Linked DNA regions of Homo sapiens: region 1 is linked to region 2. Evidence: read pairs that join two places in POLR2A ChIA-PET (ENCODE). Cell type or tissue: MCF 10A. All regions are shown on one strand. Links, peaks and the distances in the headings refer to the core of each region. The heading gives the core; the rest is flanking DNA. Region 1 overlaps LOC102724351 (a long non-coding RNA gene). Region 2 overlaps STN1 (STN1 subunit of CST complex).

Region 1 (11,651 bases), core at 4,079-9,078, 58 kb before region 2:
GAGGTTGTATTACATAAAAAGGTTTGCATCCTGCACTTCGCATATTTCAATACAATTAATAATTGTTCTCTTCCATTATGAGATATTTAGATTATAATTCCTCTGTTTTTAATAAAATACGGATAAATATCTTTGTACACAAATCTTTTTCCACATATTTGATTATTTCCTTAGGATAAATTGCCAAAAGTAGATTTCGGTCAATGGGTATATGTCTGTTTCCTTATTTTGTTCTTTTCAAAATAGAAAAGACTTTACTATTTTGTCAATTAAAAGATAGTGTATTACTGGCTGGGTGGGGTGGCTCACACCTATAATCCCAGGCTGAGGTGGGAGGATTTCTTGAGCCCAGGAATTTGAGACCAGACTGGGCAACATGGCGAGATCACATCTACCAAAAATTAAAAACAGAAAAATTAGCTGGGCATGGTGGCACTCACCTGTGGTCTCAGCTACTGGGGAGGCTGAGGCAGGAGGATCACTTGGGCCCAAGAGGATGAGGCTGCAGTGAGCCATGTTTGTGCCACTGCACGTCAGCCTGGGCAACAGAGCTAGAACTTGTCTCGAAGAAAAAATAAAAATGAAAGATAGTATATTTTTGTTGTAAATAATTCAAATAATACAGAAATTATAAACTAGGAAGCTGTCTATAGTTCTGTCCTCCTTCCTTCCCCCCTACTCATAGTTACCCTCGACCTAACCACTGTTAAAAGTTAAGCCTGTGATGATGGATATGTTTATGTAATAGGCAGTGGTGATGTACAGTTATCACCCAGCTCATCTAGTTATATACATTAAGTATGAGCAGCTTATTGTATGTCAATCATAATTCAATAAGTGGTTTTTAAAAAGTCACTAGCAAAGCAAAGATAAAGTTCTGACACCATTAAGAAATAGAAATAGGCTGGGCACGGGGGCTCACACCTGTAATCCCAGCAATTTGAGAGGCTGAGGTGGGTGGATCACCTCAGGTCAGGAGTTTGAGATGAGCATGGCCAACATGGCAATACCCCGTCTCTAACAAAAATACAAAAATTAGCCGGGTGTGGTGTCATGCATCTGTAATCCCAGCTACTCGGGAGGCTGAGGCAGGAGAATCGCTTGAACCTGGGAGGCGGAGGTTGCAGTGACCTGAGATCGTGCCACTGCACTTCACCTGGGCGACAGAGCTAGACCCTGTCTCAAAAAAAAAAAAAAAGAAATAGAAATATTATCATAAATTTTTTCATATATTATGAAAAAAAGAAATGGAAATGAGCCTCTTGTAAAAGCTTTTCCTTTTAATAACATAATACATGGCCAAATAAAAAAAGTTAAGCCCATGAGCATGAGAGAATTTTGGGGGACAATAAAAAAGGGTTTTATAACTAGATTATGGTGATGATTTTACACTTAGAATGGGTGAATTATATGCTTTGTAAATTATACCTCAATAAAGCTACTTTGAAAAAGTTAGGCCTATATATGTTTTTTTCTGTGTGTATGTATGTGTATGTGTGTATATATATATATATATAAATATATATATATATATATTTTTTAAGATGAAGTTTCCGTCTGTCGCCAAGGCTGGAGTGCAGTGGTGTGATCTCGGCTCACTGCAACCTCCACCACCTGGGTTCAAGCAATTCTCCTCCTCAGCCTCTTGAGTAGCTGGGATCACAGGCGCACACCACCAAGCCCGGCTAATTTTTTGTATTTTTAGTAGAGACAGGGTTTTGCCATGTTGGCCAGGCTGGCCCTAAACTCCTGACCTCAAGTATTCTGCCCACCTCGGCCTCCCGAAGTGCTGGGATTACAGGTGTTAGCCACTGCACCTGGCCGCATGTATATCTGTTAAGATATAAAACTGGCATCATCCAATACAGATCGTTGACATCTTTCCAAGCCATCCCAAATAGATCTGTCTAATCCTTTTTTAATAGCTGCACAGAGTTCTAGTGTCTAACTATACCATAATTTATTTAAGCATTTCTGTATTGACAGGCATGACAGGCATCTAGGTAGTTTCCAATTTTTTTGTCATCATAAACAATTCCACAGTTAGTGTGCATATACAAGCATCTTTGTGTATTTGTCTGATTATATTCCCTGAAGACACAATTCAAGAAGTGGAATTGATGAGTCAAAGATCATATTAAAAATGTTTTTGCTCTGTATTGCCTAACTGGCCTCTAAAAAGATTGGTGGCCAAACATGGTGGCTCATGCCTCTAATCTCAGCGCTTTGGGAGACTGAGCCAGCAGGTTTGCTTGAGCCCAGGAGTTCCAGACCAGCCTGGGCAATATAGTGAGACCCTCATTTCTACAAAAAATAAAAAAATTAGCCAAACATGGTGGCTCATACCTGTAGTCCCAGCTACATGAGAGACTGAGACGGGAGGGAGGATCACTTGAGCCCAGGAGGTCAAGGCTGCAGTGAGACACGATCGTGCCACTGCACATGAGCCTGGGTGACCGAGCAAGGCCCTGTCTCAAAAAGAAAAAAAGAAAAAGAAAAATGTTGACATATGAGAGTGTCAAATTTCACCACACCCTCAATAGCAACAAGGTATTATCCATCTTTTTTTTTTTTTTTTTTTTTTTGAGGCAGAGTCTTGCTCTGTCACCCAGGCTGGAGTGCAGTGGTATGATCTCGGCTCACTGCAACCTCCACCTCCTGGGTTCAAGCAATTCTCCTGCCTCAGCCTCCCAAGCAGCTTGGATTACAGGCGCCTGCCACCACAACTGGCTAATTTTTTGTATTTTCAGTAGAGACAGGGTTTCACTATGTTGGCCAGGCTGGTCTCGAACTCCTGACCTCAAGTGATCTGCCCACCTCGGCCTCCCAAAGAGCTGGGATTACAGGCATGAGCCACCGCACCTGGCCTATCCATTAATCTTTACCAAGCTAATAGCCCCAAAATAACTTATCTTAATTTAGAATTATCTGATTATTAATGATGTAATACTTTTCCATTTGTATATTGGCCACTTTTATTTCTTATTTTATGAATTGCCTAATCATATCAACGAATAATATCAAATAATGTTTGTCAGTATTCTATAAATGACATGAGCAAGTCTAACATACTTTGATGAAATGATCACAGAGTTAATAATAGCTTATATATTTTCACCATGAAGTTATAGCCACAGAAATTACTTAGTAACACTGGGTGTGATGTCATTTAGTCAGATCAGATATTCCCAGTGAAGGCCATGACATGTAGATGTTTGTGTTATTTATAAATGATAATTTGGCTTTCCTGAATTTTTAGAACTTTAAAAGTAAAGATGAAGCAGCGATCATGTATTCATTTTTTAAAAAATTTTTTTGGATTATACTTTGGTATGCAAATAAATTCATTTAATACATAATTTTTGGCTCTACCCACCTTAAAAATAGTTTAATATTTTCTCACTAAGCAGCTTGGTGAGAGGAATACTATCTTCACAATTTACCTGGTAAATAATCTTCTCTGGTAATAATAAGGATATCATCACAAACTGGAAATTTAGGCTGGGCACGGTGGCTCATACCTGTAATCCAAGCACTTTGGGTGGCCTAGGCAGGAGGATCGTTTGAGGCCGGGAGTTTAAGACCAGCCTGGGCAATATGGCAAGACCTCGTCTCTACAAAAATAAAATTAGCTGGGTGTGATGTTATGCACCAGCTACTCGGGAGCTTGAGGCCAGGAGTTTGAGGCTGCAGCGGGCTATGATAGCACCACTGCACTCCAGCTTGGACAACACAGAGACCCTATCTCTAAATAAATAAATAAATAAATGGAAATTTAGTACATTGTGCTTAGTGGTTTACATGCATCATCTCATTTAAACCTCATGGCAACCTCATGAAATAGGTACTATGATAATCCCTATGTAAAAGAGAGGAAACTAAGGCAGTGAGTTATGTAACTTGGTTATGGCCTCACGGGTAGTAATGGCAGATTTTCACTTGAATCCAGATCTCGGAAAACCTAACTCTCCAGTATTTAACAACTCCACTAAGACGGTCTACTTAGCCTCCTTGAGATTTTGCCATAGTCGTCTCACAGGATCGTTGCCAATGCTATGTCTTTCTCCTTCCTCTAAATTGAAAACATTCTACTCACTGTCTCCACTTTGTCAGCTCAGCTCCCACGTATGTATGTATGTATGCATGTGAGTGTGTATATGTGGATATATATGTATATATGTGTTCATATGTTAATACATATGTGTGTATATGTGTGAGTGTATAGTACTGAGGGTGTATGCATGTGTGAGCATGCATGTACATATTGTGTGAACGTGTGTATGTGTACGAATATGTGTGTATGGGTATGTGTGAATGTGTTTGTATGTGAGCGTGTATATATCTGCATATGTATGGGAGGCTGTGTATGTTTCTCCTAGACGGAAAGCATTTAGAGGGCAGGGACAGTCATGCTCATCCTTGTACCTCCTACATCTAGCCCAGTGTCTTCCTATTCCATACATTATTGTTGAATGAATAAATGAAAATGATAAAACTTTACACCTAGTGAAAGAAATTACATGTCAATTCCTTTCCCCTTCCTTATTTAGACAATAAATTTACTAGTTAGTTCTTTAAATGCTATTGTGTAGATTAGATGGAAGTAGCAAATTCCTTTGATATACAAGTATTCTGTGACGTAAATACAGTTTTCTGTCCCTGTGGAGTTATATTTTTAGAAAGGAATTTTTTAGATATTTTAAGAAGGTAACTAACCTGTGATTATGACAATTATTCTCCTGAAATAGAATTGTGTGTCATTCAGAAAATTCCAAATCAGGTTTTGGGTCTCTCTTTTTTCTATTTTGAAAACAAGAAAAAGTAAACAAGTCACCTGATTTAAGCTCTTTTTTATTTCATAAAAGGAATCGAAAAATATCCTCCCTTCTAATTCATTTCTCTTTCTGCGTCATACAGAACTGTTACACACACATACTCCCACCTTCTCCTCATCCCTAGTAACTTCTGCTAAAATGAATCATAAACATTTGGCAGTGCGATGAGAAGGCTTAATGCATCCAAATCTTGGGAAATTAGAAAATAAAAACTAGATAGACATCCTTCTTTTACAAGTGGTACTCCAATTCCAGTTTAAAAATCTAGACTCCCTAACATCTTTTGAACTTTAAGTATTTGAATGGTCAATATTAAATGTGTTTCACTCAGACACTGACTAAATGAGAGTAACCCAACCACAGCATCATCTGGCAACCGACACTTTGGGCTTGATAAAAGCCTCTGTGCTACCCCATTGCCCCCTACTTTTATGTATTACATTTGTTCTTTGTTTCATGAGACATATTTTGGATATGATCATTTTGATCATTAGCTCCAAATTATTTGTCCTCTTGTTAACCCTGTGACATTGGGCAAGTCACTAACTTCTCTGCACTTTGTGTCTTACACAGGAATTTCATGTTTAACAGAGGTGTCTTCAAGGAGATGAAACAATTCAGAATGACCTAGGCAATGGGGTAATTCCTAAGGTAAGTTACTATAAATGTGTAGTAGTTTGCTTCATCAAAATGACCATGTGATCTCTAAGAACCTTTGCAGTTGTAAAATTCGATTTTTATTGTGCCCCTAATTTTAGTGGCATTATATGGTGATTGTGTTCATTTTTCTGACATAATGGTGAATGAAGAGCAAATAAGTGCAGTTAGGAATTTCAAAAAGAAGGACATACAGTATCCATCAAAATTCATGGAGAACACTATTTCCACTGAACACTGTTCTTGGGGTAAGCCTTAAGAAATTTACCTGGTAAGATAGGAAATGCTTGCCACAGGCAATGGGGGAGACAGTGGAGATTTTTTTTCAGAGTAATATCAGAGGCTATTTTGCAAAAGAAATTTTCAGTTTCCCCTGTAAAGAAATAACTACTCAAGTCCCTACTACTGTCTTATACATTTCCTCCTTCCCCCTTCTAATCTTTCAGGACCTAGTACCTCTCCTAGGTTTTTAATGAAAACTTTTTGTTACTATGCATTCCTTTTTCACAAAGCTGTCATGACCATTACAAACCACAATTTGAGGCTTATTACATTATTAACACTGTCATGAGACACTGCCTATTTGTCTGGTAAATCCTAATCTTTTCTATTTCCATGACTCATATTTCATGTTGCTACAGGAGGAAATTAACCAATATAGATTCCTGTTAGAGGCAAATATATTCTTGTATTTTATATCAATGTTGTCATAAAATGATCATTTCTAACAAAAATGAACCAAATGATTTGCGATTGCGGGTTTGGTAGAATAAAAAAAGTATATATTTTAGAGCTGACTCTTTAAATAACTATTTAGAATTGGTATCTTTCATTCTCTCATTTGTTCAACAGATAGTCATCAGTTTTCTCGTATATGTCAGGCAGTATTCTAGGGACTGAGGAATCAGTCAAAATCAAAACAGACGAAAAAATCTCTTGGAACTTTAAATGACTAAGTGGGATTTAGACAAATAGATTTATTTTATTTTATTATTATTATTATACTTTAAGTTTTAGGGTACATGTGCAAAATGTGCAGGTTCTAATCCAGTGATATTTGGCAATTTCTGGAAACATTTTTTTTTTGTCACAACTAGGGGAGGGGATGCTGCTGGTATCTGGTGGGTAAAGATGAGGGATGCTGCTAAACATTCTGCAATGTGCAGGACAGCACAAAGAATTATCCAGCTGAGGCTGTGCTAATCTTTAGTATTGTAGGTCAAGATATTGGTTACCTATGAGGGGGTGATGCCTGGAGGAAGACCTAAGGGGAGGTCTTCTGGATACTGAGTGCATGGGTGAGTTTATTGTGTCAAAAGCTTCTGCACTTGTGATCTGTGCATTTTCCTGTGCGTATGATTTTAACATACAACCCCTACATTCTGTGAAACTCCTCCCACTAAGAGTTAGGGATCAATGTCCCTTCCTCTTGCATCTTGGATCCGTGGCTGCTTAACCAATATAATACAACAGAAGTAATATTGTGCCCGTTTCCAGACTCAGGCCTTAAAACATTAGCTGTTTCAACTTTCCATCACTTGCAACACTCACTCTTAGACCCCACCACCGTGCCCTGAGGAAGCCCAAACAACCCATGGAGACATCCGCATGGAGAGACCTGTGCCCTCAGTCCTGGTTGAACTCCCAGCTGACAGTCAATGTCAACTTGCCAGCCATATGAGTGAACCATACTGAAGTTCATCATCCATCCCTGAGTAAAGCTACGTGAGCTGACACCATGTGGAGAAGAAACAAGCATTCTTACTGAGCCCCGCCCAAATTGCCGATTCATGAACTAAAAAAAAAGATTGCTGTTCATTTAAGCCACTAAATTTTAGGAATGTTTAGTAAGCAGCAATCTATAACTAGAACAATGGTCAATAAATGAAAATTTTACTTTAAGAAGGCATACTATAGCCACATAACTTTGGGAAACTCTCTTGGTTAAAGTTTTAAAAATTTCCCTTACTGCAGAGCTTTTAATGGGCTAATGTGTTTCATGTTCCCTCACAAGAGTATCCAGTGTTTCTCAAACATTTTTAACCACAGAATCTGTATTGTAAAGTGCCATCTTGCGAGATTGGGGTTAACGGCCAGACTTTAAGAAAACCAAATGAACTTTTCAGTAATTCAATAATTGAAATTCTAATTCTTAAAATTGCAAAGAGTTTACATTAGGATAGTTTTAATTTGAAAAGTCATATGTTATAGAGTTAATTCTGGTAATAAAGTAAAATACCCTAAATTTGCCTCAATGTCTTTTTAAACTATTTGCAAAGCTTTGATGACAGTTAAAAAACCTAGATGACCCTTCTGTAGTTATTCCAAAGTCCCTGAGGTCATAATCAATGGTTACATAAGTTTTTTAAAAAAAACCTAAATTCTGTTTTTCCTTGGAAAGTAATAGTAGCAATGTATATGCTGATTTAGAGGTTGAATGCTTTCCACATTTCCTTAAGTTCTTTCCTGATCTTACACAACATACTTCTAATATACTGATACAAAGTTGTATGTTTATTTGTCCAGACCTTAAAAACAACATTGGACTTAAGTGAATAAATTAAGAAGATATATCCTGTTTCATGTCTGGTGGAAGCCAAATTTATTCCTTTTTGCTATCATTCAAAATCAAAATCAAATGGAGGTTTTTTCTTTTCTTCTTTTTTTTTTTATTTTTTTTATTTTTTTGAGATGGAGTCTTGCTCTGTCGCCCAGGCTGTAGTGCAGTGGTGCGATCTTGGCTCACTGCAACCTCCACCCACTGGGTTCAAGCAATTCCAAATGGAGGTTTTTCTTTAGTTTTCCCACCAAAGGCCAATTCTCAGTCTCTGCAACACACATTCACCTCCACCATGTCTCAGCTCAAACATATCCTTTCAGCAGGAGGGAACTTTGGAAAAGAAATACAGAGACAAAGCATAGTTTCATGAGGGCTAAGATGCTGACAGTTTCCCAGCTGCCCCTTGTCATTGTTCTTTAGCCTTTCAGTTACTCCAACAAAATGTGACCCCTGGAGATAGAGTTCTCCATTTCATCTTCTGTATTCCACTCTTATCTTGCATCAACAGTGCCTTGATTTCTATCCTGTGATGCCACCACCAAGTCTTATCCACTCTGATCTCTACCTGATTGCTGGAAAAGTTATTTTCTGTTGAAACCTCTGGGTTTAAACTGTGCTGACTCTCATCACCTCACTCTCAAATCAACTGAGTTAGGAATTCTGGTTTCTAGATTTCTCTTTGGCTTATGGAAAGACCACTTGTTTGGCTTTTGTGCAACTACATAAATACACATAGCCAAGGGGATAAGGGAAGACTGAAATCTAGCCCACACTTCATTAACCAGGGTGAGTGCCGGTGAATCTGTGTTGGCCCACAGGAACACTATTTTCTAGTTTTACAAAGGTGACTTATAAAGTAGTCTAGTCCTGGCCTGTGACATAGACCTTGGCATAGCCATTTGAACATCCAAGATCGGCCGGGCACAGTGACTCGCGCCTGTAATCCCAGCACTTTGGGAGGCTGAGGCGGGGAGATCCCCTGAAGTCAGTAGTTTGAGACCAGTCTGGCCAACATGGTGAAACCCCATCTCTACTAAAAATACAAAAATTAGCCAGGTGTGGTGGCGGGCGCCTGTAATCCCAGCTGCTTGGGAGGCTGAGGCAGGAGAATCTCTTGAACCTGGGAAGCAGAGGTTGCAGTGAGCCAAGATCGCGCCACTGCACTCCAGCCTGGGTGACAGAGCGAGACTTCATCTCAAAAAAAAAAAAAAAAAAAAAAATCCAAGATCTTATCTGTTGCCTTAGGCTCTTCTCTGTCCTGTTCCATGGTATTTCAGATGTTCCCTTTAAATATGAGTAGTCTGACTGAGTGATCTTTTTTTTTTTTAAGATGGAGTTTTGCTTTTTTTTTTGAGCCAGAGTCTCGCTCTGTCTCCCAGGCTGGAGTGCAGTGGAGCGATCTTGGCTCACTGCAAGCTCCACCTCCCAGGTTCACCCCATTCTCTGCCTCAGCCTCCCGAGTAGCTGGGATTACAGGCATGCATCTCCACGCCCAGCTAATTTTGTATTTTTAGTAGAGACGAGGTTTCTCCATGTTGGTTAGGCTGGTCTTGAACTCCCGATCTCGGGTGATCTGCCCGCCTTGGTATCCCAAAGTGCTGGGATTACAGGTGTGAGCCACTGTACCTGGCCGACTGAGTGACTTTTAAAGATCCCCTTCTACCCTCAAGTTCCATGATTTTATATGCCGTTCTTCTTATCCCCCCTCTTCTTATGGATGTGGTGCCCTATCCCTCCACTTGAGAGGCTGTCATCCACCCACCTGCTGCATCAGAAGTTTCCATTCTTCCTCACCCATCTGAACATTATCACCTTTTACAATAGCCTCAGTTAGAGATGCCCAAACATCACATTGAATTTTAAAAGTAAACCTTATTGACATAGGTTATAACTTTTAAAATAGTGGAAGTCTGTGATCACTTTTTAATGATGTTTTTTTTAAAGAAAGCCTAAAATAATACTAACATGCTATATATATATATCTTACTCATATGTAATCTTTTCATTGAATTTTTAATGAAAACAAAGTTGGTGAATGACAGTCATTGTTGAACATATCTGTAATCTCTTGTTAAGGTGATATAAAATGATATTATGAGTTTGAGGGAGGAGGATACCATTTATTGTAAGAATGAATAACACAAAAGGCATAAACTATAAAAGAAAGAAATTAATGAATTGGAATTAATCAAAATTAAAAACTTTTCCTCTTTAAAAGTTCTATGAGCAAAGGCACAACTTCATGCAGCCCCCACATATTTTGGCCTCCCTCTATTCTGAGGCAGTTCTAGTCTATTGCTTCTTAAGAGGAAATACAGACCTTGATTTCAAAAATACATTTTCATAATAGTTTATAATCAACTAATTTTTGTAACCAGTTATTGTAACCAGATATTTTACTGGGAGAAATAAAAGGAGATCCAAATAAATGGAGAGGTATACCATCTTCATGGATTAGAAGACTTAATATTGTTAAGATGTTCATTCTCCCCTAACCGATGTCTAAATTCAATGCATTCACAATCAAAATCCCTTCAGGGTTTTGTCTGAAAATGGCAAGCTAATGCTGAATATGGAAAAGCAAACAATCTACCATATAACAAAAGAGAGAAAAAGAGAACAAAGATACAGGATTTACACTACAAGGTTTCAAGACTTATCATAAGCTATAGTAATCAGGAGAGGTTCTGGTCTAAAGATGGGCAAAAATGAAACATAAGAGAGAACCCAGCATTAGACATACATACATATATATACACATATACATGTATATGTATACATACACATATGTATATGCACACACGCACACATATAGTCAATTGATTCTTGGCAAAGGTGCCAAGGCAATTCAATGAGGAAAGGATAATATCTTCAACAAATAACGCTGAAACCATCAGCCACATGAAAAAATAAAAAGTAACCTCAACCCCCACATTATACCATATACCACAAGTAACTCTAAATGGAATATAGAGCTAAATGTAAGAGCTACAATTAAAAATTATAAAATTATAAAACATCTTTTAAAAATCTTAGTGATCTTGGCTTTGGAAAAGATTTCTTAAATATGACACAAGAAGCATAAACTATAAGAGAAAGAAATTAATGAATTGGGTTTAATCAAAATTTAAAACTTTTTCTCTTTAAAAAATGCTACTAAGAAAGGCAAGCCACAAACTCAGGGAAAATATTTCCAAAACATATACCCAACAAATAACTTGACTCTTAAAGAAGACTTACAGAGCAGTGGGCTTAACCTCATTTGCAAAGGGTCGAGAGAGGCAAGAAATCTGTGGTCAAATAGTATGGCAACACTGGGACCAGATCTAGAAATAGAACTCAGGTGTCCTAACTGCCTGGAGTGTTTTTTCCAAGCCAACTAACCCAATTTAAAAATTGGCAAGATATTTAGACACACATTTCAACAATAAAAAAGATATATGGAGGGCATACAAGCATATGAAAATATGTTCAACATCATTAATCATAAGGGAAATGTAAATGAAAACCACGATGAGATACCAGTCCCCAACCACCAGAATGGCCAAAATTAAAAAGACTCTCCCCATCAGGTGTTGGCAAGGATGCTGAGCAACTGG
Region 2 (5,000 bases), core at 1-5,000:
AATATAATATTAGCTTTCATAAATGTCACATTGAATGTACCATTTGGACTTAGCTTATGAGCAAAGTTAAGATTTCCTGGCCCTGAGTATTCGAATGTTAAAGGGGATTTATCTTTCATGATGGAATAGACACTGAAAGTGAAGTTCTGTCAGGCTCCAGTCTTCTCATTATATTCATTTAATTACACAGCTTGAGCCTCCTTTTGGCAACTTGGCTCACCCTTTAAGTGAAAGGTGGGCCTCTTTTTCTCAGACCAACCATCAGTCTGATCATTTCAGTGGTGCTATGTGAAGCATTTATTATCACCTATAATGTCTGCATAATGACAATGAGATTTATAAATACCTTTAAAATTCAGCCTAAGTAGAAGAGGGCCTGGGGATAGGAACTGCTACTTTTGAAAAAGTAGCAGTTGGGGATTTTTTGAAGAAACCCAGTAAGCTCTGAGCAGCGGTAATGCTGATTGCGTCCAGGTTCCTACCTGGACTCACTGAATGCACAGAGTTCTCTGTGCTCCCTATGTTGCTGTTTCCCTGGGTATAGTAGGTGTGTTCAAGGAAAATTAATGCCTCTGTACATTACAGAGCCACAGTTGTCAAAATTATATTAGGTTGATTTTGATGAAGGGTTTCTCTATAAAGAAATACAGAGAGTAGATCATCTTGTGTAAAAACACAGCCTCTCCTGCAATTTAAAAGCAAAATAAGATGTACGGAATAATTATGTATTTTTTAAGGTATTAAAAATCCAAATGACTGAAGCTGGTGTAGGAGTTGTGAGCCTGCATGCATTACTGACAATGTTGTCTAAAAACAGAGAGATTTGATCATTTTTTTCTGGCAAGCATTCTGACAATATGTAATGAACTGTAAACCAGTTTGTAATTTTTTATCCAGTAATAATCTCCAAAGAAAGACCCCCAAAAAACAAGATACTTTTTCTGGAAGGTTTAATTATTCATTATCACAAATAGCTTACATTTATTATTTCCTATAAATATGGAATTGTGCTAAGTGCAGAATGTAAGTGTTCAATTAGATAATGCACAACAACTCTATGTATGAGGTAGACTCTACTGTTATATCCATTTCATAATTGAGGAAACCGAAGCGTAAGTGTAGAAAGGAAACAGGCACAGTGAGGTTAAGCAGGTTAAGCAGCCTGCCCAAGATTACACAGCTAGTAGGAGGTAAACTGAGATTCACGTCAGGTCTTTCTGACTCCAGTAGCCAAAATGCCGATGGCTGAGCTATACTGCCCCCATACAGTGCTAGTGAAAAAAACGAAAGTAAAAATTTATAAAACTGTACCTATAATCCCAGCTACTCAAGAGACTGAGGTGGGAGGATTGCTTGAGGCCAGGAGTTCAATTCCAGCCTGGGCAACATAGTGAGACCCTGTCTCTAATAAACATAAAATGCTTGGCTGTGTAGCTTCTTTGGATACATATGTGTATTTGAAATTATGCTAGACAGGAAAACAGAATACATAGTCTTTTACACCCACCAGCCGTAACTGGGAAATGTGAGTATCTTCCTGGGGCAGGCAGCAGAGAATAAAGGATAAGTGGGATGGCTCTGGAGCTAGAGACTGCCTGGGTTCAAACTCCAGCCTTGTCTCTAACTAGCTGTTCTACTTTGGGCAAGTTGCTTGACCTCTCTGTGACTCAGTTTCCTCTCTAAAATGGGACTAATAATGAGCAGGAGTGGTTGTGAGGACTAAATGTGCTAATACATTGTAAACTCCTTAGAACAGCATCTATAGTACCCAGACATTCGTGACGATTCTTCTTACTTAACTAATACAATTTGGAAGTAAAATAGTGATAGAAGTTATTTAGAATTGAGTGTACATTGGGTTTTTTTCATTATAAAGTTGCTCGAGTTTATAGTTTTAAGTGGTATGAGAGAGAGAAAGTGGAGAAAGTGTGAGAGAGAGAGAGAGTGTGTGTGTGTGTGTGTGAGAGAGAGAGAGAGAGACAGAGAGATTAGCCTAGTTTCCCAACAGAGATGAGAGGTGAGAAATTGGGATGTTGAGCACTCAGATGGGACAAGTCTCCTCGCAAGGACATTTGAAAGGTTGTTTAAAGCTATTGCTGCCACGCCCAGCTGAACTCATTGTACAGAATTTGTCTCAAGGCCATGCAGAGCCCTTTGACTGCACTGGTGATGCAGGGCAGGAAAGAAGGCCCTGGAGCCTGTCGGAACTTGCCCGCTGGACCTCAGTCTAGACTCCGTTCCTTTCACCCCGCTCTTGAATAATTACAGTTTATACCTTGTTCTCAGTGGAGTACTCCAAAAGGTTATGTGGATTTCCAACAGTAGAACAATTACTCAGAAGTAGAATAAATAAGCATATTGTGTTGGTCTTACCCTAAAACTGTCTCACAGATGTGGTAGAGTGATTGTGTTATAACTTTTTCTCTTTCCCTCTGGCTCTAAACAACTACAGCTGCTCCAAGTGCAGCAAGAGAGCTCAGCTTAACCTCACAACTTAAGAAGCTACAAGAGACCATTGAGCAGAAAACAAAGATAGAGATCGGGGACACGATCCGAGTCAGAGGCAGTATCCGCACATACAGAGAAGAGCGAGAGATTCATGCCACCACTTACTGTAAGCACAAGATATTTCTACCAAATTGGTGGTTTTTCTGGATGTGCGTCCAGTAAACCTCTTGTTCAGCTGGAAGTCAAACTTTCAAAAAGTTCAGTTAAGGTATAACTCTATTTAATGAGTGAATTACATTGTTTAACATGCTTTCTTTAGAAAATCAGCATTTCTTACTTTTATTTTGAAGACAGCTAATTATAAGTTGGGAAAGAAAATGAATTATTTACTTTATATATGGTTGGCAAGTTTATTTGGATGACATAGTAGAGTTTCCAAAGCACTTTCAAGTTCAGAATGTCAATCCATTAGGGCAAAATATGAATATTCTTCAAAATAATGGAAATTTCTTTATTTTTTCTTTATTTTTTTTCTTTTTTTGAGACAGAGTCTTACACTGTTGCCCAGGGTGGAATGCAGTGGCACAGTCACAGCCCAATGCAGCCTCAAATTCCTGGGCTCAGGAGATTCTCCCACCTCAGCCTTCTGAGTAGCTGGAACTACAGGCATGCGCCACCACACCCAGCTAATTTTTTGTAGAGATGGGGTTTCGCCATGTTGTCCAGGCTGGTCTCAAATTTCTGAGCTCAAGAGATCCGCCCACCTCAGCCTCCCAGAGTGCTGGGATTACAGCCGTGTGCCACTGTGCCTGGCCAGAAATTTCTTGAATACCATTAAGTCCATTAACTTTAAATGAAAACAGCTAATCAGAAATATGACAGTTCCCCATCATCTTCCCTTTGCACGTGCTGGCTGGTTTTCAGTTGGAAATCTCAAGGACAGCCCCTGCTGTCCACCAGAGGAGCAGACGAATCAATACATTGATGTGCTTTCCTGGTTCCTTGGCCCTGGCCAAGCCCATGACACTTAGGGCATCGCATTCCCTCATGCAGGATGACTGGGAGCCATTTAGTGCATCTAGACTGTGATCCCTGGGCACTCACAAGGAAGGAGGCCCACCCAGCACCTCATTTACTGTTGTCTTAGCAGCAGTTTGGGCCTGGGAAAGAATTGATCTCAATGTAATTTGTAATTTCTGTAGCATCTTTTTTCTGGTCACTTGTTAGATAAAGTGGACGACCCAGTGTGGAACATTCAAATTGCAAGGATGCTTGAGCTGCCCACTATCTACAGGAAAGTTTATGACCAGCCTTTTCACAGCTCAGCCCTAGAGAAAGAAGAGGCACTAAGGTAAGTGGTGACTTATCACTGCTGAGCACGTGACCACGGCAGAAAACTGAAGCAGCTGAGCCCAGATGCTGGGATCGGCCTAGGTTCAAATCCCGAATCATCCACCTATGCACTGTGGGGCTCTGGGCAAGCCCTCTAACCCTCTCTATGCTTCAATTTCCTCAACTGTAACATGAAGAGAATAATAGCACAGATGTCCTAGGGTTGTCGTGAGGAAATTATGGGTGTAATTGGAGTCACTGAAGGAGGAGTGGAGGCAGGAGCAGAGAAAAACACTTGGAAGAAATAATAATGCCTGACATTTTTCCAAGTTTGATAAAAACTTTAAACTCACAGATCCAGGAAGCTCAATGAACCCCAAGGCAAGAAACCTGAAGAAAAATGCACCAAGTCACCTCATAATCAAAATATGATACCATAGCACGTCATAATCAAAAACCTGTTTTAAAAAAACCTGCACCGGTCATTCTCAACCAGGGATGATTTTACTTTTTTATAGGGGAGAAAACCCAGGAGGAATGAGAATGTGTGCATATTTGCTAATATGTGCATAAAAGAACTCTGAGAGGAGACACAGAGAACCGGTAACAGCAGCTCCCTCGGGGGTGGGGACCGGAGGATAGGACAGGAAGGGGACAGAAAGGAGACTTTACTGTGTATCCTTTAATGTTTTTTAACATGAATATATTATATATTCAAAAAAGTATATTAAAAGCACAACTATAGACTCATATAAAAAGTGAAAATTCTCCATTTTCCTGTCTCCTGCCTCAGGACCATTCCCCAGAGATTACCAATGTTCATAAGCCAATGTGTGTCTTTTTAAATTAGTTTCTTCTGTGCTTACACAAGCATGAATATTCACCCATAGATTTTGTGGGTTTCCATTTTTTTTATATAAAAATAGGACCATACCTTACATGCTGTTCTGCAGTTTGACTTTTTTCTCCTAATCTGTCATGAATATCTTAGTTCCTGTAGTTCTGCCTCATCATTTTAAACAACCACATGATGTTCCCTGTATATATTACTCTGTATATGAAAAACAAACTCCAATATAGTGTTGCATTTTCTAGCTAATTTTCTGGTTTTTATACACCAAAAAGGAACAAAGGTGATGGTTTTCTGCAGAGCTCTTTAAAACTTTCCCTCCGCAGCAATCCAGGCGCCCTGGACCTCCCCAGTCTCACGAGTTTGCTGA

What was found. Peaks named below come from ENCODE experiments on the same cell type or tissue, not always from the same donor. Only the 100,000 strongest peaks of a DNase experiment are listed, where the experiment ranks them.
Region 1: POLR2A ChIA-PET joins it to region 2 with 9 read pairs; 16 of 35 experiments call an interaction of 5 or more read pairs at or near these places.

Annotation. Positions count from the first base shown.
Region 1 is chr10:103,953,598-103,965,248 of GRCh38, reverse strand. LOC102724351 (a long non-coding RNA gene) reads left to right here. Exons shown (of 5, transcript XR_007062282.1): 2 at 5,409-5,486; 3 at 6,703-6,790. Among named protein-coding and RNA genes, the nearest start is that of SLK, 7.7 kb to the left of the region's middle. In MCF 10A, for the core only: no CTCF peak of the experiment used is centred there; no DNase peak of the experiment used is centred there.
Region 2 is chr10:103,897,676-103,902,675 of GRCh38, reverse strand. It overlaps STN1 (STN1 subunit of CST complex), which reads left to right. Exons shown (of 10, transcript NM_024928.5): 5 at 2,453-2,614; 6 at 3,676-3,799; 7 at 4,957-5,000. Among named protein-coding and RNA genes, the nearest start is that of STN1, 18 kb to the left of the region's middle. In MCF 10A, for the core only: no CTCF peak of the experiment used is centred there; a DNase peak (open chromatin) is centred at 2,165.